Regions from separate parts of the Homo sapiens genome. Here region 2 is linked to region 1. The links are chromatin loops, found by intact Hi-C in ENCODE. Cell type or tissue: testis. All regions are shown on one strand. Region 1 overlaps FOXK1 (forkhead box K1). Region 2 has its middle 2.6 kb from the start of FOXK1.

Region 1 (2,500 bases):
CAGCGGGGAGGCTGGGGCCTCTTCTTTGTGATAGAGCGACGTGAACTGGATCTTGATGGCCGTGCTGGGAAACCGGAAGGTACACCTGCAACAGGAGGAGGAGCGGGTGTGAGGTGCAGGAGGAGACTCAAGAAGACGCCAACACCCAGGGAAGGTGCGTGTCTGTGTGTCTAAGTAACTGGACCGTAACTCTCAAACCTGGGCCCCAGAGAGCAGTTTCGATGCTTTTATCAGGACACTTAGGAACTGAGACTTTGGCTTATTTGGAAGTCACTTGTCTTTCTATTTCTTTATTTTATTTTATTTTATTTTTTGAGAGGGAGTCTCGCTGTCACCCAGGCTGGAGTGCAATGGCAGGATCTCAGCTCACCGCAACCTCAGCCTCCTGGGTTCAAGCAATTCTCCTGTCTCAGCCTCCTGAGTAGCTGGGATTACGAGCGCCCACCACCACGCCCGGCTAATTTTTTGCATTTTTTATTTATTTTTTTTTTTTGAGAGGGAGTCTCACTCTGTCGCCCAGGCTGGAGTGCAGGGACACGATCTCAGCTCACTGCAAGCTCCGCCTCCTGGGTTCACACCATTCTCCTGCCTCAGCCTCCCGAGTAGCTGGGACTACAGGCGCCCGCCACCACGCCCGGCTAATTTTTTATATTTTTAGTAGAGACGGGGTTTCACTGTGTTAGCCAGGATGGTCTCGATCTCCTGACCTCGTAATCCGCCTGCCTTGACCTCCCAAAGTGCTGGGATTACAGGCGTGAGCCACCGCGCCTGGCCAATTTTTTGCATTTTTAGTAGAGACGGGGTTTCACCACGTTGGCCAGGCTGGTCTCGAACTCCTGACCTCAGGTGATCCACCTGCCTCAGCCTCCCAAACTGCTGGGATTACAGGCGAGAGCCATTGTGCCCAGCCGTCAGTTGTCTTTCTACTGTGTGTGAGAACAGAAGAGATATAAATATCCCCAGACAAGTGCCGCTGATGCCATCTCCCACGCAGGCTCCAGACAGACACGGCTACTTCCTGTCTGCCAGGGCAACTGCTGTGGCACCCAGGTGGGATCTGCCACCTCTCAAATGACACACTGGAAGACTGAAATAGCACGGCAACCACCTATGCAGACATTTTCAAGATGATTCCCTGCCACTGCCTAGAAGATCTGACAACGGAAGGAGCAATTCCACCCCTGCTCCGGCAGGCGGGAGTCGCAGAGAGCGTGCATTATCCACCCAGAGCTTAATGGACCGGCTTCACGATCAGTTCTGGGCTTAAAACCGTGAGCCTCGGTTTTTCTACTGGAGACGACCAAGTGCAAACAAAGCCAGCCGCAAGCGTCAGGGTCAACACCAGTGTGCTGTGAACAGTATCCAGGGTTCATCTGGCTTGAAGAAACTGCCACCTTTTACAAAGCTGAGCATTACTTATCCAGGTCACCTTTCAATTTCTAAACTGATGAGGCAGCAACTATCAAGTTGCTAACTGTGGGACTCAGTTAAAAACAAAACAAAACAAAAACAAAAACAAAAACAATGTAAAGCAGCAGCCTGCCCACACAGAGATAAGGAACGCTGGCCGCCTGCGCAGCTGTTTGGAAAAGGCTCTTGTTTAAAATTGTAGGAGGGGGTTAAGAAAGAATGTACATAAGCCACCGGTGATAATGCGCTTTTCAGAGTTCCCGAAGGCATTCAGGACGGGCAAAGTACTCAACACTTGAGAGACGCTAAGGTCTCTTGTAGTGGAACCTGCATGAAGCACCAGGCTGCTGGGTCTATGCCTGACTGTGTTTTTAAATCTGCAGCAATGTTTAAATAGTCAATCTACGTAAAATCCTGCATGGACGTGCGCAGACACCCCTCTTTCATATGAAAGTCCCTTTGCTCTTCGTCAAAGCGTTTTTGAAAGACGGGACTGAGGAGCAGGTCAGAGGGTGACGAAGGGTGCCTGGCTGTCGGCAGGGGGTCCTCTTGCGTCTTCTTCCCAGGGACCCGCTTCAAAGGAAGTGACTCAGCATTACAAATGTGCGGCTCCTCCCATAGGTCTGCTAGCCAGGCTGCCCACATGGAAGAGAGAAAATCAGGCACTTAAGCTGGCTCAACTGGGCCAGTCCTGATTCTCCCCGAGATACTGGTCAGAGGAGGCTGGGCCGCATCGTTCAGTGCCAGGCGCTGTCAGGCCTGTGGGCACCAGGTTTCTACTTCCAAACACAAAAGGGACTCTGAGACTGTTTCCAAGATGAGAAGCTGTCTGGGAGGCACGGCCCAGCGAGTGAATCTTGGGGGATAAGGGTGGGTGGTCGGTCACCCCTGAGGTTTAGAAGGGCATCCCAAGGCTATTTGAAAATACTCCACAATTCTGTCCTCTTAAGTCACATTGAGAGGAACGTCTGATGTCCTTTACACTTTCTTCAGTCCAGCCCAGTGGAGATTTCCTGCATCAGTATTTTGACTAGAAAGCTCCATCACCCATTTTCTTTTTTCTTTTTTTTTTTTTTGAGACGGAGTCTTG
Region 2 (2,500 bases), 60 kb after region 1:
GTAGTGCAATGGCGCAATCTCGACTCAACGCAACCTCCACCCCCTGGATTCAAGCAATTCTCCTGCCTCAGCCTCCCAAGTAGCTGGGATTACAGTCATGTACCACCAGGCCCGGCTCATTTTGTATTTTTTTAGTAGAGATGGGGTTTCTCCGTGTTGGTCAGACTAGTCCTGAAAACCCGACCTCAGGTGATCTGCCCGCCTCAGCCTCCCAAAGTCCTGGGATTACAGGCGGGAGCCACCGTGCCCGGCCGCCTGCCTGCCTTCCTTCCTTCCTTCCTTCCTTCCTTCCTTCCTTCCTTCCTTCCTTCCTTCCTTTCTTTCCCTCCCTCCCTCCCTTCCTTCCTTCTCTCTCTTTCTTGTCTTTTTCTTTTGAGACAGGGTCTCACTCTGTCACCCAGGCTGGAGTGCAGTGGTACAATCATAGCTCACTGCAGCCTCAACCTTCAGGGCTCAGGTGATTTTCCCACCTCACCCTCCCAAGTAGCTGGGACTATGAGCCACCATGCCCGACTAATTTTTAATTTTTTTTTTTTTTAAGGCAGAGTCTTAATCTGTCACCCAGGCTGGAGTGTAATGGTGCAGTCTCGGCTCACTGCAACCGATTCTCCTGCCTCAGCCTCCCAAGTCGCTGGGATTACAGGCATCTGCCACCACACCCAGCTAATTTTTGTATTTTTAGTAGAGACGGGGTTTCAACCATGTTGGTGAAGCTGGTCTCAAACTCCTGACCTCAGGTGATCCACCTGCCTCGACCTCCTAAAGTGCTGGGGCTGCAGGCGGGAGCCGCCTCACCTGGCCTTTTTCAATTTTTTTATAGAGACAGGGTCTCATTATATTGCCCAAGTTGGTGTTCAACTTTGGGGCTCAAGCAGTCTGCCACCTCAGCCTCCCCAAATGCTGGGTTACAGGCGTGAGCCACCACGCCCAGCCTATCTCTCTTTCTTTCTGGAGCCCTTCACTCATTCAATATGCTAGATCCAGCTAAGACAGATCTGAGAGAATGCCCCAGAGAGAAATCTTAGCTGAAAACAGGGAGTGGCAAACGTGGGCATCATTGGGATCCCTTTCGGACTTCAGTAGCCTGGTCCTCCATTGCCAGTTCAGGTTCCCCTAAAAAGGCGGTGCAGTTTCCACATTTCCCTCATTTACGAATTATTAAGGGTGGGAAAGGAGACACAGTTCCCTCCCTGGTGGAGCTTATAGTTGAGGGGGAGATGCAGACATAAATCAAAGACACATCCTAGAAAAAGTAAAATCAAGTCACAGCTGTGATACATCCGGTGAGGGACTGGTGCATGGTGACGTGCAAGTGTAAACGAGAGACTGGGCCTGTCTAAGGCAGGAGCTTCCCTGACCTGCACACCCACGCTCCAGTCTGGGGCTGAAATAGGTATTAATCTCATCTCTCAGCCTTGAATATGTGCATGCAGAGATAAGTGTTTGGGAGGCAAGGAAAGCTTTTTTTTTTTTTTTTTTTTTTTTTTTTTGAGACAGAGTCTCGCTCTGTTGCCAAGCTAGAGTGCAGTGGTGCGATCTCGGCTCACTGCAACCTCTGCCTCCAGGGTTCAAGCAATCCTCCTGCCTCAGCCTCCCAAGTAACTGGTACTACAGGTGTGTGCCACCATGCCCAGGTAATTTTTGTATTTTTAGTAGAGATGGGGTTTCACCAGGTTGGCCAGGGTTGTCTCGATCTCTTGACCTCATGATCCACCTGCCTCGGACTCCCAAAGTGCTGGGGTTACAGGCGTCAGCCACCGTGACCGGCCAAGGAACGCATTTTTAGCAGGAGCAGTAACTTGAGTACCTGCTTGATTGAGGTGGGGGGGATGGTAAACAGAGTCAGGGGGCTCCTCCTTGAGGTCTAAGGGATGCCTGATTAGGGAAGTGGTGTGAGACTGTGAGGGTAGTGCCCCTGCCAGGGAACTCTGTGTGATACAGAAGGAAGTATGGGCCGTGGAGGGGTAGGCAGGTGGTCACTGTGTGTGGAACCGAGTGGCCATGTTCAGCTGAACCAGGAGGGAAGAAGGGCTGAGGTGGGTCCTATAGGATCTGGGGCTGATCCTAGAGCAATGGGAAGCCACTGAGGGGCTTTACGTGCAAGACAGCAGGCACACCGACATGCAGTATCTGAAATGCAATCACTCTAGCGGCCATGGGGATCCTGAACTGGAAATAGGTCAGAGTGATGGCGGAGGTTGCTCAGGAAGCTGGAGACCAGCGAGAGAGGTGAAAGGAGAGAGGTGCAGAGAAGCAGAGGGATGCAGGAGATACTGATTTCCTGCAAAGGCATTTACACACACTGTTGGTGGGAATGGAACACAGGGCAGCCTCTGTGGGAAACAGCATGCAGGGTCCTCAAAAAGTTAAAACGAGGCCGGGCCCAGTGGCTCTCACCTGTAATCCCAGCACTTTGAGAGGCTCAGATGGGTGATCACCTGAGGTTAGGAGTTTCAGACCAGCCTGGCCAACACGGTGAAACCCTGTCACTACCAAAAAT

Evidence for each region. Hi-C counts contacts between places; a loop is a spot of excess contacts. Peaks named below come from ENCODE experiments on the same cell type or tissue, not always from the same donor. Only the 100,000 strongest peaks of a DNase experiment are listed, where the experiment ranks them.
Region 2: it touches region 1 in a loop (2.3-fold over the local background); 99 of 110 quality-filtered maps call a loop at or near these places.

The regions. Positions count from the first base shown.
Region 1 is chr7:4,738,423-4,740,922 of GRCh38, reverse strand. It overlaps FOXK1 (forkhead box K1), which reads right to left. Exons shown (of 9, transcript NM_001037165.2): 2 at 1-85. Among named protein-coding and RNA genes, the nearest start is that of AP5Z1, 36 kb to the left of the region's middle. RefSeq lists enhancers at 30-584, 585-1,138, 1,378-2,500. In testis, a CTCF peak has its summit at 1,182; DNase peaks (open chromatin) are centred at 992 and 2,031; H3K27ac peaks cover 1,744 bases.
Region 2 is chr7:4,678,438-4,680,937 of GRCh38, reverse strand. No RefSeq gene overlaps it. Among named protein-coding and RNA genes, the nearest start is that of FOXK1, 2.6 kb to the left of the region's middle. In testis, no CTCF peak of the experiment used is centred here; a DNase peak (open chromatin) is centred at 1,357.